Linked DNA regions of Homo sapiens: region 2 is linked to region 1. Evidence: read pairs that join two places in POLR2A ChIA-PET (ENCODE). Cell type or tissue: endothelial cell of umbilical vein. All regions are shown on one strand. Links, peaks and the distances in the headings refer to the core of each region. The heading gives the core; the rest is flanking DNA.

Region 1 (15,711 bases), core at 5,155-13,154:
TTCCTTGCTTTTTGGCACAATAATATGTTTCAGATTTATCTTGTAAATTCCCTCTCCCATGTCTGGAATCAGCCATTTCTCTAGAAAATTCTGGTTCCTTTGAGTGGGGAGTGATGGTTAGAGACCATAGTATAAGCACGTAGGGTGCGCTTTGCTTTTGGGTTGTCTTTGCTTTTAAGCTTTTGAATGATAAGAATTATTGTTAAGAAACAGGGCTGGGCGCGGTGGCTCATGCCTGTAATCCCAGCACTTTGGGAGGCCGAGGCAGGCAGATCACAAGTCAGGAGTTCAAGACCATCCTGGCTAACACGGCGAAACCCCATCTTTACTAATTAGCTGGGTGTGGTGGTGCACGCCTGTAATCCTAGCTACTCAGGAGGCTGAGGCAGGAGAATTGCTAGAACTTGGGAGGCGGAGGTTGCAGTGAACTGAGATTGTACCACTGCACTCCAGCTTGGGTGAGAGAGCCAGACTCTGTCTCAGGAAAAAAATGAAACAAAAACCCAAATGATAATTCAAATTTAAGATATAAAATGGTTTTTTACTTATTTGATTCTGTATTTATATCATTTTTTCTTATACTGAATATCTTGGTTCTTAACATTAGCAAATGTTTTTTGCTAAAATATACATAAATAGCTTTAAAATTAACAATATGAATATTATGGCTAAGATTATTGAATTAATTTTACTGTTTCTTTTTTTAGCAATTTTTTTTGGCTTTGTGCTATATCCCAAAAGGATATGTAGTAGAAACTCTGCATTCTTAAATACTTAAAATAATTATTTTGTCTGTATGGTAATGCCTGCAATATAATACTTATTTAGGTTTTAAAAAAATTTTTTTTAAATTATGACAAAATATACGTAATTTAAAAGATACAATTTTTACCATTTTTAAGTGTATAATCCAGTGGCATGAAATGTATTCACGTTGTTGTACAATCATTACAACTAAACTCCATACTCATAAAACAATAACTCTTCATTCCTCCCCTCCCCTGAACCCACTGTAACCACAATTCCACTTCCTGTCACTATGAATTTAACTGTTCTAGGTACCTCATATAAGTGGAATTATACGATAGTGATCCTTTTGTGTCTGGTTTATTTCACTTAGCATAATTATTTCTAGCTTCATGTTGCAGCATGTTATCAGAATTTTCTTCCTTTTAAAGGCTGAATAATATTTCATTGTGGATGTATATACTACCTTTTGTTTATCCATTCATCCGTTGACAGACATTGGATTATTTACATGTTTTAGCTATTGTGAATAATGCTGCTATGAACATTGGTGTGCAAATATCTGTTTTAGTTCATTTAGGTTTTAATTTTTGTTTGTTTGTTTGTTTGGAGACAGTCTCACTCTGTCACCCAGGCTGGAGCGCAGTGGTGTGATCTCAGTGCACTGCAACTTCCGCCTCCTGGGTTCAAGTGATTCTCCTGCCTCAGCCTCCCAAGTAGCTGGGATAACAGGTGCCCATCACCATGCCTGGTTAATAGTTCATTTAGGTTTTAACTGAAGTTCTTGATAAATGAGGATATTATTGACTAAGCTGGAGAACATAGTGAGGAAAGTAAACTTTTTCCTAGGATGGTAAAGTGTTGAGATGAATGAAGAGTTTGGTTTGGTTACAATGCTTTGAGAAATCCATTGCTTGATTTCTTAGTAAACAACTACAAATGTGGATGTAGAGGTATAGAGTGCTATATTAGGTCTCTTTTATCGTCCAGGTGAGAGATGATTGCAACATGAATTAAGGTAGTGGCCAAGGAGATGGAGAAAGGGGGATAGATTCAAAATTTAAGTGGGCAGTTGAATTAACTTGGTGATTGGATGTGAAGGTTAAGGAATAGAGACAAGTAAGAGTGATGCCTTGGATTTAGGCAAAATGAGTGTGTGATGGTTCTATAATCTGAGATGGAGAATGTAGATGGGTGAAAGCTTTGAGCAAAGATAAATGAATTTGGTTTTGAATAAGCTGACTTTGTGGTGCTCTCAAGGCATTCAATTAGATATATTTGGCAGGACAGGAAAATATGAATTGGAAACTCAGCAAAGGTCTGGATTAAAGTTAGTGTTTTATTATTTTCAGCAATGGTGTTAATGAAAATTAAGGGAGTAAATGAATTTACCTAAAGAGTATGTGATAAGCTAAGAGGTCAAGTATGAAAACTCCCTGGGAACCCCTCAATTACTTTACATGAATTTTTTTTCATGAAATAGTATTTGTTATTTGCAAAGATAACTTCTCGCTTTATCTATATGTTACGTTTTTAGCTCTTAATAGTAGAAAAGGGTTAGTGAGAGCCCTTTGTCTATCCATTTAGTATAAGGCTTGCATAATGTATTTAAAGCATTGTTCTTAAGGTCTGCATATAGTAAATGGCTTTTCAAACTTTTTGTGAAAATCTTTCTAATTTGTTTTTATGGTGGGATGCAGATGAAATAGAGTAACAAAATCAGTGTTGAAAGTTACATTTTATTTAATTTTTTTTTTATTTTGAGACAGAGTCTAGCTCTGTCACCCAGGCTGGAGTGCAGTGGCGCAATCTTGGCTCACTGCAAGCTCCACCTCCTGGGTTCATGCCATTCTCCTGCCTCAGCCTCCCCAGTAGCTGGGACTACAGGCGCCCGCCACTATGCCCGGCTAACCTTTTTTGTGTTTTTAGTAGAGACGGGGTTTCACCGTGTTAGCCAGGATGGTCTCGATCTCCTGACCTCGTGATCCGCCCGCCTCGGCCTCCCAGAGTGCTGGAATTACAGGCGTGAGCCACTGCACCCGGCCCCTAAAGTTACATTTTATAAGAAATCCTTATAGATAGCTTATAAATCCCCAAGGTTTTGAGTTGTATATTATTTAATTTCTAATACTTGTATCCTTTCCAGTTTTAGAAAGAATTTTGCTTAAAGAAAATTAGCCAGGGCCAGGCATGATGACTCATGCCTGTAATCTCAGCCCTTTGAGAGGCTGAGGCAGGTGGATTGCTTGCGCCTAAGAATTTGAGACCAGCCTGGGCAACATGGCAAAACCCCGTCTCTATAAAAAAAATACAAAAATTAGTCAGGTGTGGTGGCATGTGCCTATAGTCCCAGCTACTCAGGATGCTGAGGTGGGAGGATATCTTGAACCCAGGAGGCAGAGGTTGCAATGAGCCGAGATTACACCACTGCACTCCAGCCTAGGTGACAGAGTAAGACCCTGTCTCAGAAAAAAAAAAAAAAGAAAAGAAAAGAAAAGAAAATTAGCCAGGTGTGGTGGCACTCATCTGTAGTCCTAGCTACTCAGTAGGCTGAGGCGGGAGGATGGCTTGAGCCCAGGAAATTTGAGGCTACGATGAGCCATGATTGTGCCACTGCACTTCAGCCTGGGTCACAGAGTGAGATTTTGCCTATTAAAAATATATATATATATATGTCTAAATTATACTCAGTAAACAACTAGTCTGCAATAGATAAATCATTTATTTCAAAAAAGTTTTAGGTTGTTAAAACTTCTGTGACAGTGATATTTCTTTTTAAGATATTGCATAAGTAAACAATAACATTTTTTCTCCCAGTAAAGTGCTGTTCTTTCTCAAATTTGTGTTTGCTTCTTTGATAGTTTTTTGCAGAGATTAATGCGGTTTTATACTGATCTTGTAGTATGAATTTGTTTTTATTACCAGCAGTCTAGGATATCCTGTTTATTGCAGACATCTGTTCTTTTTTTTTTGAGACAGAGTCTCTCTGTCACCTAAGCTGGAGTGCAGTGGCGTGATGTCGGCTCACTGCAACCTCGGTCTCCCGGGTTCAAGCGATTCTCCTGCCCTGGGCTCCCCAGGGGATTACAGGTGTGTGCCACCACGCTCAGCTTTGTGTGTGTGTGTGTGTGTGTATTTTTAGTAGAGATGGGGTTTCACCATGTTGGCCAGGCTGGTCTTTAACTCCTGACCTCAAATGATCCGCACGCCTTGGCCTCCCATTGTTGGGATTACAGGTGTGAGCTACCACACCCAGCCAACATCTGTTCTTATTTGAAGTAAATACTTGGAATACTATGTATTTTTTTCATAATTTCAAATATTGATGTAATATTGTTATAATAAGAAATATATATTTGGTCTTTTTTCTTGTTTCTGGCATGGAGCTCCTAAAACTTGGAATTCCTTGAGTGATGGAGGTGAAAGGAATGTCATTTGTCATTCATAATAAGTACCTTTTGGCAATACCTGAGTTTATGCTAATAAGGTGATATTGATGGGCCCCTAGATAGCTTCAGGTTGGGGACTTGTTGCCATAGACACTAGCCACAAGATTAAGGCTATGGAACTTTCGACCCTACCCTCTGACCTTCAGGCATAGAGAGGGGCTAGAGATTGAGTTAATCACCAATGGCCAATGACTTAGTCAATCATGCTTACATAATGGAACCTCTGTAAAAACTTTAAACAGTGATTTTGGAGATCTTCCTGGTTGTCGAATGCATTCATGTGCTGGGAGGGTGATGTATCTCTAAATTCATGGGGACAGAAGCTCCTGTGCTTGGGAGCCCTGCAGACCTTCCCTTACATACTGTTTCATCTGGCTGTTTATTTGTATCCTTTAAGATATCTTTTAGAGTAAACATAAGTAAAATGTTTCCCTGAGTTCTTTGAGCTGCTATAGCAAATTATCAAACCTGAGGAGGGGAGTTGTGAGGGTTCCCGACATGTAGCCAAAGTAGACAAAAGTGTGGGTAACCTGGGGACCTTTTATTTGCTATTGGTGTTAGAAGGGGAGGGCAGTCTTAAGGGACTGATCCCTTAGTCTGTGAGGTCTGTGCTAATTCCAGATAGTGTCAGAATTCAATTAAATTGTGGGACATACAGTTGGTGGCTGCAGAGAATTGGTGTGGAAAACTCAAACATTTGTTCAGAAGTATAGTGAATAGAGAAATAGTTTTGTTGTAGCTGGTTTTCCTTTAGTTGGTCTGTTTGGTTGTAGCTACTTAAACATTAATGGTGAGTGTTTGATAATTAGAATTCTCTGGATCTTTTTGTCAAGGCCAAATGGTTTTTTAAAAATCGGAAAACTTTTGGCCAGGCATGGTGGCTCACGCCTGTAATCCCAGCACTTTGGGAGGCTGAGGCTGGCAGATCACCTGAGGTCAGGAGTTCAAGACCAGCCTGACCAACATGGAGAAACCCCGTCTCTACTAAAAATACAAAATTAGCCGGGGTGGTGGTGCATGCCTGTAATCCCAGCTACTCAGGAGGCTGAGGCAGGAGAATCGCTTGAACCCGGGAGGCGGGGGTTGTGGTGAGCTGAGATTGCACCATTGCACTCCAGTCTGGGCAGCAAGAGAGAAACTCCGTCTCAAAAAAAAAAAAATCAGAAAACTTTAAAAAGTAATATGACAACACTAACAAAAAATTATGGGTGGAAGTAGGTGGGTGGTTAATAAAATCATCTTAACACAAATCTCATCTATTCAGTAATATGAGGGGGAAAAGTAGCAACAAAAAAATCATCCTAACATAAAACTCATTGGTCTTATATGATTACCTTTTAATCTCTTTATGTGTATGTATTTTTATGTAATTGAAGTCATAATATATACAAATGTTGTATTTACCTCTTTGACAAATTCAGGATTTATATCATATACATTCTTTTCTTTCTTTTTGTTTTTTCTTTTTTTAATTTCTCACAATAGATGTATCATATATCATATGCATTCTCATTTTTCTTTTTTTTTTGAGATGGAGTTTTGCTTTTGTTGCCCAGGCTGGAGTGTAATGGTGCTATCTCAGCTCACCACAACCTTCGCCTCCTGGGTTCAAGTGATTCTCCTGCCTCAGCCTCTCGAGTAGCTGGGACTACAGGCACGTGCCACCACGCCTGGCTAATTTTTATATTTTTAGTGGAGATGGGGTTTCTCCTTGTTGGTCAGGCTGGTCTCAAACTCCCGACCTCAGGTGATCTGCCTGCCTCAGCCTCCCAAAGTGCTGGGATTACAGGCGTGAGCTACCGCTTCCGACTGCATTCTCATTTTTCTACATAACCTTCATGCTTTTATAACCTACACACTTATCCCATTAATTGTCAAGACTGTTGAACAGGCCGGGCGCGGTGGCTCATGCCTGTAATCCCAGCACTTTGGGAGGCCGAGGTGGGCGGATCACGAGGTCAGGAGATTGAGACCATCCTGGCTAACACGGTGAAACCCTGTCTCTACTAAAAAATACAAAAAAAATTAGCCGGGTGTGGTGGCGGGTGCCTGTAACCCCAGCTACTTGGGAGGCTGAGGCAGGAGAATGGTGTGAACCCGGGAGGCGGAGCTTGCAGTAAGTCAAGATCGCGCCGCTGCACTCCAGCCTGGGTGACAGAGCGAGACTCCGTCTCAAAAAAAAAAAAAAAAGACTGTTGAACAGTTACGTCGTAGTTTAGTTAACAGTTTCTTCATTTTGAACATATAGGTTGCTTATGATTTATAAGCTGTTACAAATAATGCTTTGGTTGGAATGCCCTCTCATCTCTACCTGGAAAAGCTCTGCTCAAACTTTGGGCCTAAACAGTGTGTGGCAGGATTTACAGCCTTTTTTTTTTTTTTTTTTAAGACAGAATTTCGCCCTGTTGCCCAGGCTGGAGTGCAGTGGCACAATCTTGACTCACTACAACCTCTGCCTCCCAGGTTCAAATGATTCTACTGCCTCAGCGTCCTGAGTAGCTTGGATTACAAGCGCCCGCCACCACACCCAGCTAATTTTTGTGTTTTTAGTAGAGACGGGGTTTCACCCTGTTGGCCAGGCTGGTCTCGAACTCCTGACCTCGTGTTATGCCCACTTTGGCCTCCCAAACTTCTGGGATTACAGGCGTGAGCCATCGCACCCGGCCGGATTTACAGCTTTTTAAAGAGTTTCTATTCATTGCAAGGGATAGTTGCCTTGCCCCGCTTACTAAGTTCTCACAGTGGGCCTGGCTTCTTGTTACCTTGCGCATCCAGGGCGTTTTTGGTTCTTATTACTGAACTTAGCTGCCTCTACCTGTTTTAGGTTCCAGAATCCTGGATACTCTATGTTTCCATTTTATTTTTGGTCCATTGTGTACCTTGTTTTTAAGATTGGTTCCATCTTAATAATATTTGAAATTCTTTTTTTTGTGGAGACAAGGTCTTACTCTGTTGCCCAGGGTGGAGTAAAGTGGCATAATCACAGTTCACTGCAGCGTTGACTTCCTGGGCTCAAGTGATCCTCCCACCTGGACCTCCCAAAGTGGTGGGATTACAGATGTGAACCATTGTGCCCAGCCTATCACTTTAAATTTTTAGCATAAATCATTCCAATCCCATTCTTTTTGCAAAATAAAACTTTTATAAGTGAAAAAGTTAGAATGCTTTATATGCTTTATTTAGGGTTAGTGTTATTGTTTTTGGGCTTCTCCTTGAAATAAAGGAATTTTAGTGGCTTAAAAATAGAATAAGAATGAAGGCTGGGTGCGGTGGCTCATGCCTGTAATCCCAGCACCTTAGGAGGCTGAGGTGGGCGGATCATCTGATGTCAGGAGTTTGTGACCAGATTGACCAACATGGAAAAACCCCGTTTCTACTAAAAATACAAAAAATTAGCTGGGCATGGTGGCGTGCACCTGTAGTCCCAGCTACTTGGGAGGCTGAGGCAGGAGAATCGCCTGAACCTGGGAGGCAGAGGTTGCAGTGAGCCAAGATAATGCCATTGCACTCCCGCTTGGGCAACAAGAGTGAAACTCCGTCTCAAAAAAAAAAAAACAAGAAGTTCTTAGATAATTTAACAGCAATCATGAGGAGTATATTTAAAATATGGACATCAAAAACCCCTGACTTGTGAGGGTTTCCTTGTTTTTTTCTCTGTTTACTCCCCATGCCTCTTGGGCTTTACTTAGGTATATTTACTAGGATTATTGTAGGCAAATTTGAGAAAGGGTATTTTTGGTGATGATAATAGGTTTATGTAGAAGTACCTTATTTCAGGTGGCCATGGTGGCTCACACCTGTAATCCCAGCACTTTGGGAGGGTGAGGCAGGAGAATCACTGGAGCCCATAGGTTTGAGATGAGCCTAGGCAACATACAGAGACCTCATCTTTACAAAAATAAAAAAAAGTACAATATTTCTTTGAATTGCTTACTTCGGCTCAGTCAAGGAAAACCTTGGTGAAAAGCCATCTGGCATCTGGAAAAATAAAGGAAACAGAAATGAGGAAAATACAGTTCTTTGGAAGTATAACTTCCTGTTTCCAGTGTCTTTCATTGTTCTTAATACCATCGTAGTGTGAAGTTATTGAAATGTTAATGAATCAAAAATGAATTTCTAGTTTTATAGAACGGTTCTTTATATTAAATATCCAGTTTAGGCTGGACGTGTTGGCTCGCGCCTGTAATCCCAGCACTTTGGGAGGCTGAGGTGGGCGGATCAGTTGAGGTCAGGATTTAGAGACCAGCCTGGCCAACATGGTGAAACCCTGTCTCTACTAAAAATACAAAAATTAGCTGGACGTGGTGGCGGGCACCTGTAATTCCAGCTACTGGGGAGGCTGAGGCAGGATAATCACTTGAACCTGGGAGGCAGAGGTTGCAGTGAGCCAAGATCACACCATTGTACCCCAGCCTGGGTGACAGAGTGAGACTGTGCCTCAAAAAAATAAAACAAGACAAAAAAAAAAAACAACTACAAAAAAAAATTTAAATGCTCTTTTAAAACATTTTCGCCATTTACTTTTTGCCACATCCATGAGTGTATCATTAAATCCAGAGCTGGCTTTTATTTATTTATAAATTCATGTCTCAATTATATTATTTTGGGAAAGAATTTTGCTTTGGTGTTTGCAGAACTGTAGCTGATATTAAAACAAGAAAATTTTGTGGGCATTAAATGTAAAAAAAAAAACACACAGTAAAGACATACTCTGGATAAATTTAGACAGTTTTAGAATGTTAGATTTTGGGAAAGTTTAAAGGGACTGTAGAGACTGAGGCCTGCTCTTCCATACTATACTAGGAAATCTGAGATTCCCTAGGCTAAGAACAACTTGAGGACTTTATTTCTGAAGGCCATTGAATGCCTTTAGATAAGTCGAGGGGAGAAATCTGAAATGAGTATATCTCCTGTATCAGTGATAGCTAAGGATACGTCATTGGAAACAGTCAGGGTGCTAACTACCATTTTAAAAATATCATTTGACTTTTGGTCCCTTTTGTTGTGATTCCTTGTTTCTGCAAAGCTGGCTAGGATCAGCATAGTAGGTTTTAAAAAAAAAGTCCTCAGTGACAGACTTTAGGAATCTCCAGTCTCCCAAACATGTCACTAAAGACTTGAACGTTCATCACCAAATACTCAAGATGTGGAAGATAAATTCCACCCAAGGGAGAATGGAAGTTCACCCTCTGAAGAGAAGTTTGGAATCATTATCAGAGCCATTGGAGGAGACACCCAAGAGTCATGTGGCTGAGGTTTCACAATATCCTGCTGTGCCTCCAGTCCAGAAAAGAAAGCTAGATCAACTTCCAAAAAAGCATAGGCATTTTAGGAAGATTGTAAGGACAAAGAAAATGAGAACGAGCAAGAGGAAGGAGAAAGTAGAGGCCCACTGCACCCTCTCCCCTAATTCTTCCAACACCTTTTGTCCCACTACAAAGTGAAGAGACCAGATTAAAAGCTGACCCTATTCAGTGCCCAGGAAGATGATCCTAACTTTCCCAATGAGGACAGATTACAGTGTCAGCAGGATGAATGTGCCTGTGTAATGCATCAGGAATGTCAAATCCAGCCCTCTGAGCTCTCAGTGACTCAGGAACCCAGGCCTTCTGCCATGACATCCTTGGCATCACTGCTTTGATTATTTCACAAGCTTTGTCTGCTTGTCTAGAAAGTGGAAACCTCCCAGAAGAAGGGTCAGCGACCACGCTGAGGCAGGAGGTAGTGCTCAGGCTCCAAGACCTGGCAATAAAGTGCAGCCTCTCTAAAGCCTGTAGCAAATTGAAGTTAGGCTGAAGTGAGATTTGATCTAGATTGGTGGTATCTAAAATTCATGTTTATTTCACTCATGTATTCAGTTGGCTTAACCTTCTCTGACTTCTCTGAGGATGAAAGCCTTACAATTTCATCATTTCGGGTAGTGGGTACTGTCTCCTGGTATCGACAACCAAATGGAGACCCCTCATATCCAGCTCCTCTCATTTTTTTTTTTTTTTTGCCTTTGGCCAGAGATTCATTTTGCATTCTTCATCTTTAGTACTTTATTGAAATTCTGCCACTTTCTACCTGTTTTGGATAAGCCTTGGTGTGGTGGTTGCTACTATTCTTGGACAGGATACAGTTATTGCCTCCTCCATCTCTAAACAATGTTTGTGGTTTTTTTTTTTTTTTTCACTCATGAGTAAGATACCTGTCTCTTTCTGAAGTGTGCCTCTGATGTTCTCTAGCCATCTTTATTGAAACATAGGCTGGATGCAGTGGCTCATGCCTGTAATCTCAGCACTTTGGGAGGATGAAGTGGGAGAAGGATCACTTGAGCCTAGGAGTTCAAGACCAGCCTGGGCAACATTCTGAGACCCCTGTCTCTAAAAAAAAAAAAAAAAAAAAAAAAAAAAGGGAAAAAAAGGAAAAAAAAAAGAAGACATAGTTACACAAGTAATGTTCCTTCTTCTTTTTTTTTTTTGAGATGGAGTCTCGCTCTGTCACCCAGGCTGGAGTGCGGTGGCACGATCTCGGCTCACTGCAACTTCTGTCTCCCAGGTCCAAGCAATTCTCCTGCCTCAGCCTCCCGAATAGCTGGGATTACAGGTGTGCACCACCATGCCCAGCTAATTTTTGTATTTTTAGTAGAGATGAGGTTTCACCATATTGGCCAGGCTGGTCTCAAACTCCTAACCTGAAGTGATCCACCCACCTCAGCCTCCCAAAGTGCTGAGATTACAGGCGTGAGCCATTTCACCCAGCCATAATGTTCCTTCTTTGTCATTCTTTAGTTGACAGAACCTCACAGAACCCTGAGTTCTTCTGAGAATCCTAAAGAACATAAGTACTTTAAAAAAGGTTCAAGATCATTTTATTTCCCCTTTGTCATGGCATGCTAGGTTAATACTCTATCCAGAATATAAAATAAAAGTTTAATCTTATACCCTTCTTTGAGGAAGTATGTTTGAGAAGAGTTTGGGAATTTCTCTGTAGCTTTAATTACTGGTTGTTATTTTGTACTTGTTCTAGTTTCCTGATTTATATAAAAATTATACAAGTATATAGGCATACTTGTATATAGGCATATCTTGGAGATATTGCGGGCTTGGTTCTAGATCACTGCAATAAAACAAGTATCGCAATAAAACGAGTCACATAAATTCTTTGGTTTCACAGTGCATATAAAAATTATATTCACGGCATACTGTAGTCTATTAAGTGTGCAATAGCATTATGTCTAATAGATACTTTAATTAAAAAATATTTTATTGCTGTAAAATGCCAACAATCGTTTGAGCCTTCAGTGATTTGTAATCTTTTTTCTTTGATGAGACAGAGTCTCGCTCTGTCATCCGGTCTATAATGCAATGGTGTGATCATAGCTCGCTGCATTTTTGAATTCCTGGGCTTAAGTGATCCTCCTGCCTCAGCCTTCCTATTGTCACTGGTAGAGGGTCGTGACTGCAAGTTGTCCAGATTCTTGGCGTTTTGAATAAAGAATTGGACAAAACGCCCAGCAAAGCAAAGAAAGAATGAAGCAACAAAAGAACGAAAGCAGAGATTTATTGGAAACGAAAGTACACTCCACAGTGTGGGAGTGGGCCTGAGCAGCAGCTCAAGGGCCTGGATACAGCATCTTCTTGGGTCCAAATACCCCCTAGACGTTTCTGATTAGCCACTTCACGCTCACCTCATGTAAATGAAGTGGTAACCCACATTCAGTCTGATTGGTTGCAGAAAACAGCCAACCAGAGGCTGAAGTAAAGTTACAAAGGTCACACTCCTGTGCAAACATCTGATTGGTTGCAAAAGGCAACCAATCAGAGCCTAGGGTAAAGCTACACAGTTATACTTCTATGCAAATGAAGACTTGCCCACAATCAGTCTGATTTGTTGTGGATAGCCAATTTCCCATCTGTGCAGAAAAGGTCAAAGGAAAGGTCAAAGGGAGTAGCCTGTGGTCCTTTTGTTACTTAGGTGTGGAAAGTTAGGGTTTTCCTTTCAATTTAGTTCTAGGAAGTTGCCATGAAACAGCCTTAGTTTCCTTGCCTCCAGACCCTATTCTCCTGCCTCACTGGTAGCTGGGACTACAGGTGAACGCCACCACGCCTTGCTGATTTTTGTATTTTTTTGGTAGAGATGGGGTCTCATTATGTTGCCCAGAGTGGTCTCAAATGCCTAGCCTCAAGCGATCCTCCTTCTTTGGCCTCCCAAAGCACTAGGATTACAAATGTGGGCCATCTTGCCCAGCTAGTCATAATCTTTTTGCTTGTGGAAGGTTTTGCCTCTATACTGATAGCTGCTGACTGACCAGGGTGGAGGTTTCTGAAGGTTGGGATAGCTGTGTCAATTTCTTTTTTTTTCTTTTTTTCTTTTCTTTCAGTGGTGCGATCTTGGCTCACTGCAACCTCCACCTCCCGGATTCAAGCGATTCTCCTGCCTCCCTCCTGAGTAGCTGGGATTACAGGCACGCACCACCACGCCTGGCTAATTTTTGTATTTTTAGTAGTGACGGAGTTTCACCATGTTGGTCAGGCTGGAGTTGTGGCATTTCTTAAAATAAAACAACAATGAAGTTTGCTGTTTTGCTTTGATTAACTCTTCTTTTCATGAAAGATTTCCCTGTAGCATGCTGTTTGATAGCATCTTACCCACAGTAGAACTTCCTTCAAAACTTGAGTCAATCCTCCGAAAAGCTGCTGATGCTTTATCAACTAAATTTATGGAATATTCTAAATTCTTTGTTGTCATTTCAACAGTGTTCACAGCATCTTCTCCAGTAGCAGATTTCATCTCAAGGAACCACCTTCTTTGCTCATCCCTAAGAAGCCATTCCTCCTCCATTAAAGTTTTATTGTGAAAATTATCAGTCATGCCAGGCGCGATGGCTCACACCTGTAATCCCGGCACTTTGGGAGGCCGAAGTGGGTGGATCACGAGGTGAAGAGATCGAGACCATCCTGGCCAACATGGTGAAACCCTGTCTCTACTAAAAATACAAAAATTAGCTGGGCGTGGTGGCACGTACCTGTAGTCCCAGCTACTCGGGAGGCTGAGGCAGGAGAATCGCTTGAACCTGGGAGGTGGAGGTTGCAGTGAGCTGAGATCACACCACTGCACTCCAGCCTGGTGACAGAGCAAAAGTCCGTCTCAAGAAAAAAAAAAAAAAGAAAATTATCAGTCGCATCTTCAGGCTCCACTTTTAATTCTAGTTGTCTTGCTGATTCCACCGTATCTGTTCTACTGGAGTCTTGAACCCCTCACAGTCATTATGAAGGTTGGAATCAACTTCTAAACTCTTGTTAGTGTTGATATTTTGACTTCCTCCCATGAATCACAAATGTTCTTAATCACATCTAGAATGGTGACCTTTTTAGAAGGTTTTCCACACACTCTGCCCAGATCTGTCAGAGGAGTCACTATCTATGGTAGTTATAGCCTTACAAAATATATTTCTTAAATAATAAGACTTGAAAGTCAAAATTACTCCTTGATCCATAGGCTGCGGAATGGATGTTATATTAATAGGCATGAAAACAACATTAAACTCCTTGTATGCCTCCAGGAGAGCTCTTGGGTGACCAGGTGAATTGTCAATGAACAGTGATATTTTTGAAAGGATTTTTTTTTTTTTTTCCAGTGGCAGCTCTTAATAGTGGGCTTAAAATATTCAGTCATCCAGCCAGGCACAGTGGCTCACACCTGTAATCCCTGCACTTTGGGAGGCTGAGGCGGGTGGATCATGAGGTCAGGAGATCGAGACCATCCTGGCTAACACGGTGAAACCCTGTCTCTACTAAAAATACAAAAAAACAATTAGGCGGCCTTGGTGGCAGGCACCTGTAGTCCCAGCTACTCTGAGGCAGGAGACTGAGGCGGGAGAATGGCATGTACTTGGGAGGCGGAGCTTGCAGTGAGCTGAGATCGGGCCACTGCACTCCAGCCTGGGCGACAGAGTGAGACTCCGTCTCAAAAAAAAAAAAAAAAAAAAAAAAAAAAAAAAAAAAAAAATTCAGTGATCCATGTGGTAAACAGATGTGCTATTAATTAGGCTTTCTTGTTCTATGTATAGAGCGCAGAGTAGCATTAGCGTAATTCTTAAGGGTCCTAGGAATTTCAGAACGGTATAAATGATCATTGGCTTGAACTTAAAAGTCATCAGCTGCATTAACCCCTAACAAGAATTACCCTGTTCTTTGAAGCTTGGAATTCGAAGCTTGGAAGCCCAGTATTGATTTCTCTTCTCTAGCTATAGTAGTTACAGATGACATCTTCCAATAGAAGGCTGTTTTTTTCTGAATTGAAAATCTGTTACTTAATATAGATATCTTCATCAATTATCTTAGCTAGATCTTCTGGATAACTTGCTGCAGCTTCTCCATGATCACTTGCTGCTTCACTTTGCATTATTATGTTATGGAGACAGCTTCTTTCCTTAAATCCCATGAACCAACCTCTGCTACCTTCAAACATTTCTTCTGCAGCTTCCTCATCTCTGTCAGCCTTCGTACAATTGAAGGGCCTTTCTCTGAATTAGGCTTTGGTTTAAGGGAACGTTAATGGCTGGTTTGAACTTATATCCATGTCACTAAAACATTCTCAGCAATTTGTGCTCTTATCATTTGTGTGTTCACTGGAGTAGCACTTTTAATTTCCCCAGGAACTTTTTCTTTGCATTCACATTTGGCTGTTTGGCACAAAGGCCTAGCTTTTAGTCTGTTTCAGCTTTCCACATGCCTTCCTCATTAAGCTTAATCATTTCTAGCTTTTGATTTAAAGTGAGAAATGAGCAGCTCTTCTTTTCACTTGAACACTTAGAGGCCATTATAGGGTTATTAATTGGCCTAATTTTAATATGGTTGTGTCTCAAGGAATAGGGAGGCTCAAGGAGAAGGGAGAGAGACTGGGAAATGGCCAGTGAGTGGAGCAGTCAGAACACACACAACATTTATCAATTAAGTTGGCCATCTTATATGGGTATGGGTTGTAGTGCCTCAAAACAATTGCAGTAGTAACTTCAAAGATCATTGATCACAGGTCACCATAACAGATATGATAATAATAAAAAAGCTTGAAATATTATGATAATTACCAAAATGTGACACAGAGATACAAAGTGAGCACATGCTTTTGAAGAAATGGCAGGAATAGACTTGCTTGATGGCAGAGTTGACACAAACTTTCAATATCTAAAAAGCGCCACATCTGCAAAGTGCAATAAAGAGACACACAATAAAATGAGATATGCCTGTAAATAAATGTGCAAAGTATCTGCATGAGGAAAAAAAAAGGAATGCTGGCTATTAAACTGGAGGTTTGCTTATCTTTAACATAAAACATTTTTTTCAAGATAAAAGCAATTCAAGTATGGATCTAAAATTCTGAAAAAAAAAGTAGCAAAATGAAAACTGAAAAAAATAAAAATGAAGATTCCTGTCTTGCTACAGAAATCATTATTTGAATTTTGGAATATTTCTTTTTAATCTTTTTTCTTATATCAGTAGTTTTTATATATAATTTAAATCATACTGTG
Region 2 (15,711 bases), core at 2,657-10,656, 100 kb before region 1:
TTGCTTTTGATGTCACATGAGTACGATGCATTAGTGAAATTTGCAAAATGTGCTCTGTAATAGTTGGGGTAGCTTCTTATGTTTGTATCAAAGAAACTAAGTTGATGAGAAATATGGAAATGTGCTTCTGAGTTTAGTAATTTTTTCCCTTACATTGTATAATGTAAGCAATAGACCCATTCCATTAAAGTGTGAAAATAATTTCCTCATGAATTCTGTATCAATGTGGGAAATTTTAGCATGTATGGTTTTACTATGCCTAGCTGCTCAAAGGCTGTCTAAGGAGGTAAAAATAGGCACTGGTTGGATTTTCCCTTCATTTCAGTCCATGCACCAATTCAAATGAATCTAATTTTGCCTGATTAGAAAGCAGATCCCCATCCCTTTACTCCATTCCATGCCATCTCCATTTCAATGAGCTGCGGAAGGGAAACACCATTTCTCTGACACTGACAGTTTCAGAATGAGACCATTTGCAGAGGCTGAGTGTTTCGCCCATAGCAGGTAGTTTTACATCAATTTGCATTAATAGCAAAATTGGAAGAAGTAGCTTGTTAGTATTTTCCTGCTTGGCCTGAAGACTAAAATATGCGATGTTGAGTCCTATACCATTTTGAAAATTCATTTCCCTTTGGAATATATGTGCATTCCAAAATTGACTCAGATTAGAGCTTTTACTGTTGATATTTAGAAACAGTTTGACAATGGCTGCTTAGATACAATGTGTTGCACTTATCCCAGTTTAATTTCAATTTTATTTTTATTGCAAAGAAGGAGATGAGAAAATGTCAGGTCTTAATTTGGAGTAGCTCTTTATGTCCAAGTAAACAGAGAGTAAATTCTTTATTGGCGTCGCTTCTTTCAAATAATGAAATAGTTGATGGAGATTTCTCTGTACATAACAGTGATTTGGCAAATATGAAAATGTTGGGGAGCTCAGAGAACAGTAGAAAAGGTCACGTGTGGTCGCTCACGCCTGTAATCCCAGCTCTTTGGGAGGCCGAGGCAGGAGGATCACTTGAGCCCAGGAGTTCAAGACCAGCCTGGGCAACATGCCAAAACACCGCCTGTACAAAAAATACAAAAATTAGCTGGGCATTGTGGCCCGTGCCTGTAGTTCCAGCTACTTAGGAGGCTGAGGTGGGAGGATCACCTAAGGTAGGGAAGTCGAGGCTGTGGTGAGCTATGATCATGCCACTGCATTCCAGCCTGGGTGACAGAGTGAGACCTTGTCTCAAAAACAAACAAACAAAAAAAAGGAGCCAAACATCTCAAGTTGATGAATACATGAAAATGTAGCATCAAGAACATTCAGAAAAGGGACATAGAATTTGGAGATGAGAAATAAATTTGCAGAAAATACTTCAAGACACCAAAAGTTCCCCAAAATTTTAAGCTAAAACTACATGTGTTAAGTTATTGTTAAGGAATAGAAGAGGTTAATATTTTTAGCAGGAAGAAACTATTAGCAAATCCACAACTTATACTTTTATTTATTCTTCCATTGTGAAGGATACACATATGTTAGCTTAAGTAGGATCTCCTGCCTTACACAATTTCACTGTGGAAAAAATAATATTGACCAAGCCTCTGATCCTGCCTGACATGAAATTGATGATACACATTTAGAATCATGGAATTTTTCAGCTGGAAAGCGCCTTTGGATGACAATTAAAGGCATTAAAAATGTGTGTCCTTCACACCAGTTTCATTTACAATAAGTAATCATAAATGCCACAAAGATAGAAAGTTTAAATAATTATACTGGACAATAGTGCAAATGGGGTCCTCGTTGATGAATGTATTAATTCTCTCTTCTACTAGTGGGTAAAGCTCTTCATAGAATTCTAAAATTTTTGATCTGGGCAACACTTTGGGGATGACTGATTTTGCACAGATGAGGAAACTGAAACTGAGATAGGAGAGTTGACAACATGAAAATCTCACAGCCACTTAGTAATAAAGCCAAGTTCAGCATAGAGAAAGACTGAGCTTTGTGCAAATAGAACATTAGGGCCTTTATTCAGGGAAGCAGCCTTCTTCCACAGACCAGTATGGACTCAGAGGAGGGTGGGAGACACAAACTCAGATAATAGTGAGAGACGAGGAACCCAGACCAGAGCTGAACCTTCTTTGAAAGGCTCTGTGGGAGACCAGAATATCTTCCCCAAAATATGAAGGATTGTTGAGCTGAAGATGCTCAAGAAGAAACAGGTACAGGAGAGGTCTCTGCCTCAATTTGTCCAAAAGGAGGACATAGATTTACAAAGGCAAAAAATATCCTGGCCACCAACCCCCGCCTTTTCCCTCAAGAAAAGTTTAACCACTGAAGACAGCTTTAGACCCTCATCAGCCTAGAGTCGGAACCAGAGGAATTTGCATTGGCAGGCTTTCCTAACTAGCGTTTATCTGCTGTTTGTTTGCTTTTCCTTGAGTTGCCAGCCTGCTCACAGAAACTCAAAAAGTCCTTTCTTGTTGTCTTGCCACTTGTCTAAAAATCTATTGTTCTTTGTTGAAGATGCTATATATAAACTGGAACTTAAAGCCACCTCTTTGAAAACTCATTCTCTGGATGTCCCCCATGCGTGTATAAAATATCCATATTAATAAACTTCTGTTTTTCTCCTGTTTGTCTGTTGTGATGGGTCCGTTCCAACTAAGAACCTGTTGGAGGTTATTGTTACTTCCCTGCAGCTCTTTCTTGTCTGTGTGTGTGTTCATCGTCTCCTTGGTAAGAAAGAACTGTTAACTTAGATCAGAAACTCACAGAATATGATTTGTAACTCGTTGTATATAAAGGATCCTAAATGAACTGTTTCGAAACCCAGAGACAGTATGCCAGAGTGGCCAGGACCTTGGGCCCTGGATGCCAATTGTCTGGGTTTGGTTGTAGGGTGAGAGAGCGGAGAAATCGCCATCCAAACCCTTGTAGGTCATGACAAAGTTTTGTATTGTTATCCCAAGAGCTTTGGGAATTCACAGAGACGAGTGTGTTCCAATTCACATCCAAAAAGCTTATGTGAAAAACCTCTGTCCATTACTAGTTGTGTGAATTTGGGCAAGTAATTTATCCTGTCTGTGCCACGAATTCTTCATGTAAAATGACACCCGCCTTTTACTGTTGCTAGGATAATTAAATGAGATAATGTTTTAAAATGCCCCAAACAATGCCTGGAGCACAGCAGGCTCTCAATGGACTCTAATGGGATTCAGCTCTGCATTTCCCATAGTATGACCATGTGGGCATCATAAGTGGTAAAAGAAAGAAAAAGAAAACACCCAAAGGGAATATAAAGGTTGCTAATAGAAAGAGAAGAAAAGATGTGGAAGTTGAGAAGGAGAAGTTACAGTGGTCTATAGACTCATTCCAGGATTGGTGCGAAGTAGGAGATAAGTGGCGGAGAGGCTCTGGGTTTTGAAATTGGACTTCAGAGACCTCTCACTTTTAATCTACAGCCCTTTGAAATGCTAGTCATGCATGAACAGCATCCTATGCACTCCAGCACTAATAAATTTTTCAGCAGCTCCACTTTGAATTGAGCCTAATATCTACAGCACAGTTATTCTCTGAACCATAAGAACAGTGATCACAGCAAACTCACAGTGAGGGAAGATTTGCTCAGTTTGGCATTTGAAGCTTGCTAAAACCTTGGCTCAACCTGAATCTAATTCATACAGCTCCCTAACCTAAAGGATGCTTAAAACATTTTCCTGGCTCAATATCAAGCCCAGGCTCCCTAAGGCAGCCAGTCACCACCTCTCTCTTCCATGTCATCTCACTGCTCCTGGCCTTAAACTTCGTGCTCTCATAGCAACCCTGAGTGACCTGGAGGCCCTCTTTCTCCCTACACACCAGTACATTTTCTAACCAGTTTCTTTGCTCAGAAGTGTCCTCTCCCCGCCTCGCCTGCACGATTGCACGTGATTCCTACTCACCTCCACCAGGAAGCCTTCTCTGATGCCTCTGACTGGGAGAGGTACCCCTCTTTGCATAGCCTGCTCCACACATCATGTTAGAGTTCCTGGTTCCTCTTGATGACTCTGGGCTCTTTGTATCCACAGTATTCAGTGCCTGGCTTAGAGAAGGCTGTTGTTATCATGAGCGAGCCCTTTGATCCATGTAAACCGCTCACCCTCTGTCCCAGGGCTTACCATTCTTACTGGGATATGTCCCCTGCATTTTCAGAATGCCTGAAACTCTTGCTCGGTGTATTGTGTGCCTCTTTGTGTCACTGTGTATTTTGCTATCTGTTTAAGCCTTTCCCAAACACAGAGTATTTGGGAGAAAGACAGCAAGCAGCTTTTCCATCTCTATCCTCAAAACTTTAATTTAATGGCCAAACACATGGAGGTGCTTGATAAATAGCTGTCAGTAATGAGATGTTGATTTCTGTCTTCACTCTAGCTTCCACCCTTTTCCCATCAAATCCCACTCATCCTTAAGGTCTACCTCTTCCATGGACTGTTGCTTTTATTTTTCTTTAGAACACTTAGTCATTCACTGTACTTCACTTTTGGCTTATTATATTCTTATTTATTTATTTATTTATTTATTCTGATACAGGGTCTCACTCTGTCAATCATGGCTCACTGCAGCCTCGACCTCCAGGACTCAATCAATCCTCCCGCCTCAGCCTCCCAAGTAGCTGGGACTACAGGCCTGTGCCACCATGCCCAGCTAATTTTTGTATTTTTTTGTAGAGACGAGGTTTTTTCATGTTGCCCAGGATTTAACTGTTCTGTGTATGTACATAAGGTATCTCATACAAAGTTGTTTTTTTTTTTTTTTACAAAATTGTCTGTGTCTCATATTCTTTTGTAGCACTCTCCCCTCTGATATGTAAAATCATTTTCCTTCTTAACCTTACCAGGTTGAGATGAACAGGAAAGGACATCATATAAAAGCAGGTGAATGCCTTGTGTATACACGTTTGGGAAAATATGAAGTGTAGGTCTGGTGGGTTTGGGGAGTGATAAGGAGAAAATGAAACTAAAAGGACATTTTATAGAAGCATATTTAAGGATTAGCTGCTTAAATAATTGTTGTATTCATTAGCTTAATGAAAATGCTGAAAATACCTCAGAAAGGTGGAATAAAATGGGTCAAAAGTAAGAAAGACAAAAACATTAGTTTGGCTAAAGAGGGCAGTGCTGTGTGGTGGTCAGACCTTTGGTGTTAAATGAGCTGAGTTCCATTCCTTGCTCCTCCATTCACCATGAGACTTGGGCAAGTAACATCATTTCAAACCTCTGTATATCAGTAGTCATTTCAAACCCATTGTATAACAGGGCTGAGAGTACCTACCACATAGAGTTATTGCAACAATTACATGAGCTAATGCAGATTAATTCAAAGCCTGAGACAAATTAGCTTTTATTTTATTTTATTTTATTTTGGAGACAGGGTCTCGCTCTCTCACCCAGGCTGGAGTACAGAAGCATGATCTCGGCTCACTGCAGCCTTGACCTCCCAGCCTCAAGCAATTCTCCTGCCTCAGCCTCCCAAGTAGCTGGGCCCACAGTCATGTGCCACCACACCTGGCTAATTTTTATATTTTTTTGTACAGATGAGGTTTCATGTGCTGCCCAGGATGAGCCACTGTGCCCGGCCAAATGAGCTATTTATGATGATCATAAGGACACAAGATAAGGGTAAGGATGCAAGAGATTGAAGTGTAGAATTACTGTTGGTCACCGGGGGTGGTGGCTCACACCTGAAGTACTAGCACTTTGGGAGGCTGAGGCAGGAGTATTGCTTGAGGTAAGAGTTCAAGACCAGCCTGGGCAATTAGCAAGACCCTGGTCTCTACAAAATATTTGAAAATTAGCTGGGCATGGTGGCATATGCCTGTAGTCCCAGCTACTCAGGAGGCGGAGGTGGGAGGATCCCTTGAGCCCAGGAGTTCAAGGCTGCAGTGAGCTATGTTACCACCACTGCACTCCAGCCTGGGTGACAGAGCAAGACCTTGTCTCTTGAAAAAAACAAAAAAGAAAAAAACTATTACCATTGGTTAGTAATTAAGGAAGCAAGAGGCTTTTCATATGGAGCCAGCTGGGACCACAGCTACTTGGGGAGCTGAGGTGGGAGGATCGCTTGAGCCCGAGGCTATGGTAAGCTGAGATTGCACCACTGGACTACAGCCTGAGTGGCAGAGCCGACTCTGTCTCTAAAACAAAAACAATAGTACTTACTTAACAGAACTACTGGGAGACGTAAGAGGTATAATAATTGTAGAATGCTCTTAGCGTAACATCCATCATGCAGTAATTGCTCAATAATGTTAGTAAAATCTCCCAATGAGAAAGTTCAACATTATCTTCAACTCTTCTTTCTTGCTCCAGAAATCCAATCAGTTGCTACGTGCTGATGATTCTGATTCTGGCCCTGCAGTATCGCTTGCATGCACCTCCTCCTCCCTGTGCTCACTGCTGGAGAAAAGAGAACCTTGGCTGATGATTTATGGATCTACAAGTAATCGAAGCTTAACTGCCACAAAAATAACTTTATCCAGTCCTCCCCCCCTCCCCTGCACCTTCTCTAGTTAGCGCTGTAAGAACTTGGTTGCTCAGGTGGAAGGCATATAGATTGTATTGTATTTGAATAGCTCCCCAGGTAGCACAGTAATGTCTCTGCACTTGATTAAATAAGTCAGGTCAATTTTTCTGCAAGTTTTCCTCCATTGCAGCACTAACATCCACATTTAATTTGTTGCTTTATTTAACACCATCATCTGCTTTCAGGGCAAAATAAATAAAAAGGAACAATGGCCGGCCAAGGTGGCTCATATCTGTAATCCCAGCACTTTGGGAGGCTGAGGAGGGTGGATCACAAGGTCAGGAGTTCAAGACCAGCCTGGCTAACATGGTGAAACCCTGTCTCTACTACAAATACAAAAGTTAGCCAGGCACAGTGGCACGCGCCTGTAGTCCCAGCTACTTGGGAGACTGAGGCAGAAGAATCGCTTGAACCCAGGAGGCGGAGGTTGCAGTGAGCCAAGATCATGCCGCTGCACTCTAGCCTGGGTGACAGAGCAAGATTCTGTCTCAAAAAAAAAAAAAAAAAAAAAAAAAAAAGGAACAATTTGCCAGAGGAAAACCAGTTAGCTAAACCTGCTTTGCTTTGGCCAATCCCATGTTATGTGTCAACTGTCTCATTACAATTTGTTTATTTACAGGGAAGCCGCCAGTGTCTAAGATGTAAGGCATTCAGAAAATTGTGCAGATGATGGATTCACAGTACCTAGAATCCCCATGACTCAGTTTTCCACAAATGTGCTATTTGGGGAAATGCACACAGATCAGCAACTATTCACTTTTGCTGGCAGCACAAACATTGCTGACACGCACTCTTCCAAATTGCAAGCAGTTTCCACAGTGAAAACAATGAGAACAGAATCACAGCATTAAACAGTTGGCCGGGAATTTTAGAGATAACTTAATCTACCCCTTTGTTCTGGACACAGTCCTGTTTTAAGCTGTTTTGAATAGATAAAAAGTCCATGTTATTTTAATAGGTCTTCATCAGTAACCGTCTTCAAATATGACCACTCTCCAAATTAGACAGTAATTCCTCCAGTCTGGACCAGACAGTAGGGTTTCCTAGCCCAGAGCATTTGTCGACTTTCTCTTGTTGGTAAACAGCCAATTTCAAGGGTTTACCCATCTCTTCCCTGTATGTCTCGGGATTAAATTCTGATCTGTCTCAGCTTGCCAGTGACTGGTTTGGAGGGGGAAAGTGACCCAGTTCTGTGAAATAAAACCGTGGCAGGTCAGGCAAGGGGAGCTCCTAGATGCTTTTCTTGCTCCTAAAAGAAGACCTGTAGAAAAGCAGGTCATAGCTGCCATAGCTCCCTTGCCTCCATGAAGAGAACCAGCCAAAGATAAGGCCATCATAATGATGGTGGCAGAGCACAGATATGGAAAAAATATGGGTCTTTTTTTTTTTTTTTTTGAGACAGGGTCTCCCTCTGTCACCCAGGCTGGAGTACAGTGCCACAATCTCCACTCATTGCAACCTCTGCCTGCCAGGCCCAAGTGATCCTCCCACCTTGGCCTCCTGAATAGCTGGGACTACAGGCTCATGCCACCATGCCCGGCTAATTTTTGTATTTTTTATACAGACAGGGTTTCACTATGTTGCCCAGGCTGGTCTCAACTTCCTGGGCTCAAATGATCTATCCACCTAGGCCTCCCAAAGCTCTGGGATTATAGGCATGAGCCATTGTGCCTGGCCAGAATCTGAGTCTTTGATAATATTATTGAGACGCTGAATCAACCAACCTGAAACCACCCTACCTCAGAATTTTTTTGCTATGTGAACTAGTAAAATGTCTTTAGTGTTTATAGATTGATGACTAGAAATCAGTGGCTTTTTTTGTTTTTTTTTTTTGGTTGAGAATTTTACTGTAGAATGACATTCAAGATTCCATTCACAGGTAAAAGTCATTCCAGAGAATGGAACAATATTTGACATGCAAGCATTTAAAGAAAGGAGAGGTAAACAGTGGTAACTACTTCGGATTCACTGAGACCAAGCGTGCCAAGCTAAACATTCCTTTTTTGATAGGATTAGTAGATTACATGCCGGAGGAAGTCACCACCATCACATATTGGATTTCAGCAAGCATTTGATAAAATTGCTTATAATATTTTGGCCAATATTGGATGGAAAAATATTGAGGAGATGATGTAGTGCTGAAGAAAGACAAGATGCTGAGGAAGACAAGACTGGTTAACAGATCATGGCATTTTAAAGGTACAGTGACAGCCTTGAAAAAGAAAGAAATTCTGTCATTTGCAAAACAGAGATGGACTTAGGGAACATTATGCTAAGTGCAATAAGCCAGGCACAGAAAGACAAATACTGTATGTCTTCACTTATATTTGGAATCTAAAACAATCAAACTCATAGAAACAGAGAGTAGAATGGTGGTTACCAGAGGCTGGGGGCTGGGGGAATGAGGAGTTGATGGTCAAAGTATACAGCCTCAGTTAGACAGGAGGAGCAAGGTTGTGTTTTGGTTTGGTTTTGAGATAAATTGCACTGCGTGGTGAAGGTAGTTAATAATCGTGTATAGTACTTTTCAAAATTGCTAAGACAGTAAATTTCCAATGTCTTCACCACAAAAAAAAAGTATTTGAGGTGATGTATATGTTATTTAGCTTGATTTAATTACTCCGCATTGTATTCATAAGTCATAACATCATGGGCTGGGCCTGGTGGCTCACGTCTATAATCCCAGCACTTTGGGAGGTCAAGGCGGTAGATCGCTTTGAGCCCAGGAGTTCAAGACCAGCCTGGGCAACATGGCAAAACCCTGTCTCTACCAAAATTACAAAAGCTAGCTGGGCTTGGTGGCGTGCACCTGTAGTCTCAGCTACTCGGGAGGCAGAGGTGGGAGGATTGCTTCAGCACGGGAGACAGAGGTTGCACTGAGCCGAGATTGTGCCACTGCACTCTAGCCTGGGTGACAAAGCCAGATCCTGTCTCAAAAAAAAAAAAAGAAAAAGAGAACCATAACATCACTTTGTACCTCATAGGGATAGAAAGGGGGTGATCCCTTTTCTCCCCATCCTGAGGGTCCAAGCTGACACTCCTATAAAAAAGGACAGGTTAACAAGAGAAAAGCATACAAATTTATTTAATCATAGTTTTATATGACATGGGAGCCTTTAGAATGAAGACCCAAAGATACAGGTAAAACCATCCATTTTTATACTTAGGTTCCATGAAGAATGGACCGCAGTGTAGAACTGTGTTTGGACAGAAAAGGTATAATCTTATGGAAATAGACCGAGTGGGGAATCCCAGCAAGGCCTGTCTGTTAAGGTTCTTCCTGGCCTCTCTGTGCAGCTGTCTTCCTTCCAGGTATGAGGCAGAACCCTTTTTGGAATGAGTGTCTTATGACCTATCGTTAAACAATGTAAGTCAGAGATTTCTTTATGGCCAGGTCTTACACAGGAAGGTCGGGGAGTGGCAGGAGGTTAGAGTAATGTTTTTAGGTTTTATGGCTGGCTTTGAGGAACAGGAGTTCTAGTTTCTATAACACACCTTGGGGAAGAAGGATTATAGTTTTTATGGCTAGCCTCGGGGGAGACTGATGGGCCAGAGACAGGAGGGAAGGAGAAGGTCAGAGAGAACTTGCTTCTGAGGCTACCTCTGAGGCCTTCACTTTGGGATATTGTTTTCTGAGCCACAACAATCTCATAAATATATACAACTATAATCTGTCAATTTACAATTAAAATAAATTTTAAAAAATAAAGATACTGTGACAGGTAACAAACAGATACATGGTTCAGGCAAACAAAGAGGATGGGGGAGGTTGGCAAGTGTCTAATGGGAATGGTGGGCACACTAATAAGTGGGCAGTGTACTTGAGTCAGGAGCAAATGGTAGTCCTCGGCAGGCAAGAATGGGCACCACAGAAAGATGGACAGGCCACAGGCTTGTAATTTTAGTATTGGGGTATGGGTGGGGAGAAGTCTCTGCATGAGGATATATGCAAAATGGATGAAAAGATCCCAAGTTTAAACATGTTTTTAAAAAAATATAAAGGTACTCCAGTTAGAGAATAATGGGGATAAAAAGCAGTTTATTGAAACGGTAATTTCAGAAAGCATTGGCCAGGTGCAATGGCTCATGCCTATAATCCTAGCACTTTGGGAGGCCAAGGCAGGAGGATCACTTGGGGGCAGGAGTTCAAGACCAGCTATGAGTTTGGGCAACATAATGTGACATCATCTCTACTAAAAACAAACAAACAAACAACAACAACAACAAAAAAAAAACAAAAAAAAAAAACATTAGCTGGTTGGTGTCGCACATGCCTGTGGTCCCAGCTAGTCGGGAGGCTGAGGCAGGAGGATCACTTGAGCTGGGGAGGTCGAAGCTGCAGTGAGCTGTAATGATGCCGCAGCATTCCAGCCTGGGCCACAGTTAGACCCTGTCAAAAAAAAGAAAAAGAAAAAGAAAAAAGAAAGGGTCACATGCATGGCAGAAGCTCGGCTGTTAGCCCTAAGGGCCAGCACTGTACAAGGAGGAATCACAATCCTGTGCTGAGTTCTAGATTTTTGGTCTGGAGACCTTCAAATTCTGAGTATTATCCCTAGACAAATGGGGGAGACCACGCCCATAGAGAGAAGTCAGGTGGCCTAAGCTATAGAGAGGAGGGATACAAAGGGAAAGAATCAGGAAGTGCCTTATCCCCACGTAGGGTCAACCAGTAGGTCTATACCAGCTTTGTGGGAAAGCTCTTAATTATTTGTCTGAGAGCTTTGTCTATGACTCTGACCTATTCAAATAGTCATTATGAACTTGAATGAAAACAAGGATATGAAAATAAAATTTGTGAACAACACAGAGTTAGAGAAAACCTTTAATGCATTGGCTTCAATAATCAAAAAGTTGAGTGTAGTTAAACCTGGATAAGATTATCAGCTCCTCACGTGCCTTTTTCCAAGTTTGCAATAAAATACTAATGAAGACCAAAAAAAAGAAATCATAAAACTCAATTCACAATACCATATACTGAGACAATGTATGAGAACTGGCTTGTTGTGAGAATCTCAGAGGAATTTCCATGAATGGCAAGGCCAAGAGTGACTAACTGAAGGAGTTAAGTAGTGGATCCCATGTGCTGATGCAGGAAGCTTGCTTGAAAGAGTGTGTCTTGGCCGGGTGTGGTGGCTCACCCCTGTAATCCCAGCACTTTGGGAGGCCGAGGCGGGTGGATCACGAGGTCAAGAGATCGAGACCATCCTGGCCAATGGGGTGAAACCCCGTCTCTACTGAAAATACAAAAATTAGCCGGTGTGGTGGCACGCATCTGTAGTCCCAGCTACTCGGGAGGCTGAGGCAGGAGAATTGCTTGAATCCAGGAGGTGGAGGTTGCAGTGAGCCAAGATCACCCCACTGCACTCCAGCCTGCCAGTGGAGCGAGACTCTGTCTCAAAAAAAAAAAGGAAAAAAAAAAAGAAAGAGTGTGTCTTTCGCCTCTGCTTTCTGCCTCTGAATCAGAAGCCCAAGACCAATCTCTACCAGAAGCATAAACAACTTCAGGTATTTAGCTTAGACTGTGTGTGTGTGTGTGTGTGTGTGTGTGTGTGTGTGTGTGTGTGTCAGAGAGAGAATTTTTTATCCTCTCCATCTAGTAAGCCAGTTTTGTGCATACCATTTATCAATGTATTTTTTGTTTCACCAAGGTTTTTTTTTTTATTATTAATAATGGAGATGGGGTCTCACTATATTGCACAGGCTTGTCTCGAACTTCTGGCCTCAAGCAATCCTCCCTCCTTGGCCTCTCAAAATGCTGGGGTTACAGGCATGAGCCACAAAGTTTTGATGCCATCTCTTTCATAAATCAATATCATGTGGTCTGTTTCTGGGTTGTTTCTATATTCTGTTCCATTGTTTTATTGTCTGTTCCTGGGCATTATCAAATTGGTGGTGGTGTTTTTTAATTACCCTGGTTTTGTTACATGTCTTAATATATGGTAGCCAAATTCTCCATTTTCCCCACTTTTTTTTCTGAAAGTTGACCTTTTTCATGTAAATTAAGTAAGTACCTCTGACCCCCAAATTTTACTGGGATTTTGGTGAGAATGGTATTAAAAATCATAGACTAGTTTGGAGAGAATGAGAGTCTTTGCAATGGTAAAGAGTCCCCACATGAGCATGCCTTCTGTCTGCATGTATTCTTTAAGTGCATCAGGACCATCAACCCAAAGTGTTGTACAGGGCCTGCTGCATCACCTGACAGGCTTTGAAATGTCAACGCAGGCTCCGCCCCACCCCCGAGCTACCGAATCAGAATCTGCTTTTTAAACATCCCCAGGTTATCTGGAGGTACGTTAAAGTTGGAAAAATACAGCTTTCGTAGAATTTTAAAGATTTCTTCAAGAGAAGCTGGGCATTTTTGTTAGGTTAATTCCTAGGTTAATAGAGCTCAGAAAGGCCTCTGGAACTCTGCTGAACTCTATTCACAATTCTAAACAGATTCTGCCAATTCTCTTGTGAGTTTTCTGTGAATATTTATATCATCTGTAAATAATGACAGCTGAGTCTCCTGACTCTCTTTCTTCTGATCTTTTTGCTTACTTATGTCTCTTGATCAAAATTCCCAATATTACATGGAAGAAAAGGTAATTTAAAAGGCCTCATAGAGGCCGGGCATGCTGGCTCATGCCTGTAATCCCAAAATACTTTGTGGGGCTGAAGCAGGACTGTCTCAAAACAATTTTTAAGACAGAACAAAAAAACAAGAGGCATCCTAGCTCATTCTCAACCTTAAAGGAAATGCTTCTAATATTTACCCAAGAAATGTTAAATTTGCTGCTGATTTTTGGCAACTTAAAAAACTTTTTATCTATTACTGGCTTTGTAAACACCTTTTTCAAAAGTTCACAATTGATTCTCATATATAAGAGAAAATCGTGTGATTTTGTCCTTTAGTACATTAAGGTGGGCTGGAATTATGGGAATGAGCCACCATGAGCCAAACATGGCTCATTAACATGGGCCAAGGCAGAAGCACAAAGTTTCTCAGGGAGATAAATTGCTCTTATTAGATGAGCTTGATAAGTATTTGGAATAAAAGAATACATACCATGGCTTCTAAGATCAAGTGTGAAAGAATACATACCATTGTTTTTTTCCCATGGTTTTTTGGTTCAATAACCTAGATAAACTTTGAAAATGATTTGTAGAGATGAATATCCTCAGCCATCCCTCATGCAGCTATTTCCATGGTATGACATGGCAATTACCTCACGGTCAAGTTCTACTTTTGTTTATTGTATCAAAACCTGATGCTCTCGACCAGGTGCGGTGGCTCACACCAGTAATCCCAGCACTTTGGGAGGCCGAAGCAGGCGGATCACTGGAGGTTAGGAGTTCGAAACCAGCCTGGCCGACATGGCAAAACTCTGTCTCTACTAAAAATACAAAAATTAGCCAGCCATGGTGGCAGGTACCTATAATCCCAGCTACTCGGGAGGCTGAGGCACAAAAATCGCTTGAACTAGGGAGGTAGATGTTGCAGTGAGCCGACATCGCGCCGTTGCACTCCAGCCTGGTCGACAGAGGAACATTCTGTCTCAAAAAAGAAAAAAAAAAGTGATGCTCTTAACTTCAATCACCACCCCTGTATAGGTGTGGTGTAGAAGACCCGGGCACAGCAATTTGATATACTACCCCCGTGCACGATCTTTTCTCTATAGTTAAAAATTCTGATCCGTAAAGCCCAGTGTGGTTTACAGTTGTGTGTGGACTGAATGGAAGCCGCTAGTCCAAAGGACACCCCATTGCTGAAATGTAATGTGCCAAGCCAGGATTGTCTGTTCTCTTGACGCAAAGCAGCTTAGCAGGGTCCTTGGCAGTCAGGCATCAGTGGGCTCTTCTCAGTTGACTGATTATGACAGTGTTGCTTCTCAGTTCCCAGTGTGCACGTGTGCTTTGCGCAGTGGTTCTTGGTTCTGCAAGAATCCACTGAAAGCCCTTGGTATAAAAATGAAAAAGAAAAAAAGAAGACTCATGCTATTTCCGGAAGTTCATAGACTTCCCAAAGCCATGATCCAAGTAGGAGTCCGTGAACTGTAAGTTAAACCCCTGGCATAGAATCAGAACACAAAACAAGGCTAGAAGCAACACAGTGTGGTTGGCTTTAGGCTTCAGTAGAGCCACAACTTGTTTTCTTGACAGTTCGTTTTTTAAGTGAATAGTTGCAGTAATAGCTGAACTAAACAGCAGAGATTTGGGGAAGTGGCAGGATGCAAGATGTGCAAAGTTGTACAGATCTGATCAGACCTTCAGCTCCTTTGAAGAATTGTACTAACAGCCCCAAACATCCCTAACCTTCTGCAGATTTATTTTTATATAAGCTTCCAGAGAATAGTCATCATGGAGTAATCACACGTGGAAGACTGCATAAGGACTATGGATGACACTCAGAGCCTTCTCAGAACTGGGCATTGATTCTAATACCAGGTTCCTGAGTATTTGTTACATCCTATGTCATGGCCATATCCATTCATTTACTCAGAGAGTCATTCATTTATCAAAAATTTAATTGATATCACCATAAAGTCTGCTGGGCCTGTTAATGATGAGTTTTTTTCTTCTCCTTTACCAGGAATTATTACCACCCCCCCCCCAAAAAAAATCCTTTGTTAGTAACGATAAGCCAAAGGAAAAAAGATCTTATTTTCATTTAACTGCTACAGCATGAGTCTTCATTCAGAGCAGAGCAGAGCATGAAAGAAAAGTAGGAAGAAGATTCGCAATTCATCTTTCATGTCTGATATGGTGGTGGGAAAAATAAAATAACAATCATGTGGGAATTTTACATCTAATCCTACTTTTAGATTTTAGGTATTGAACACTTGTGTAAATTTTAAATGCAGCCAAAATATATATACAAAGGGATAAAGGGCACATCTTTATATTTTTGGAGAAATAATGGAAGTGCTCAAACACATGCCTTTAATTACATTTTAATAGATCAAATTATTCTTTAATCAAATCCATTTGTTGTTTCAAAGAAGTAAAATAATTAAAACCATTGAATGGGACATCTTGCTATTTATAACACTAATTTATACTTTTAATTAACTTCAGAACATGTGGTTATTTTAGTTGGGCTCTGGAGTTTCCCTACCCTGCACTACTAGAAACCACCATTGACTACAGAATAGAAAATTCCAGCAAAGTAC

What was found. ChIA-PET counts read pairs that join two places held together with the same protein. Peaks named below come from ENCODE experiments on the same cell type or tissue, not always from the same donor. Only the 100,000 strongest peaks of a DNase experiment are listed, where the experiment ranks them.
Region 2: POLR2A ChIA-PET joins it to region 1 with 12 read pairs; 3 of 35 experiments call an interaction of 5 or more read pairs at or near these places.

What each region holds. Positions count from the first base shown.
Region 1 is chr12:92,893,612-92,909,322 of GRCh38, reverse strand. The region is part of intron 1 of EEA1 (early endosome antigen 1); the gene reads left to right. Among named protein-coding and RNA genes, the nearest start is that of EEA1, 28 kb to the left of the region's middle. RefSeq lists a silencer at 1-143. In endothelial cell of umbilical vein, for the core only: no CTCF peak of the experiment used is centred there; DNase peaks (open chromatin) are centred at 8,182 and 9,802; H3K27ac peaks cover 1,548 bases.
Region 2 is chr12:92,994,455-93,010,165 of GRCh38, reverse strand. It overlaps LINC02413 (long intergenic non-protein coding RNA 2413), which reads right to left. Exons shown (of 4, transcript XR_945212.3): 2 at 6,193-6,429; 3 at 3,937-4,072. It overlaps LOC643339 (a long non-coding RNA gene), which reads left to right. Exons shown (of 5, transcript NR_040096.1): 4 at 5,568-5,652; 5 at 6,343-6,408. Among named protein-coding and RNA genes, the nearest start is that of LINC02413, 12 kb to the right of the region's middle. RefSeq lists an enhancer at 1,890-2,199. In endothelial cell of umbilical vein, for the core only: no CTCF peak of the experiment used is centred there; DNase peaks (open chromatin) are centred at 7,305 and 8,575; H3K27ac peaks cover 1,986 bases.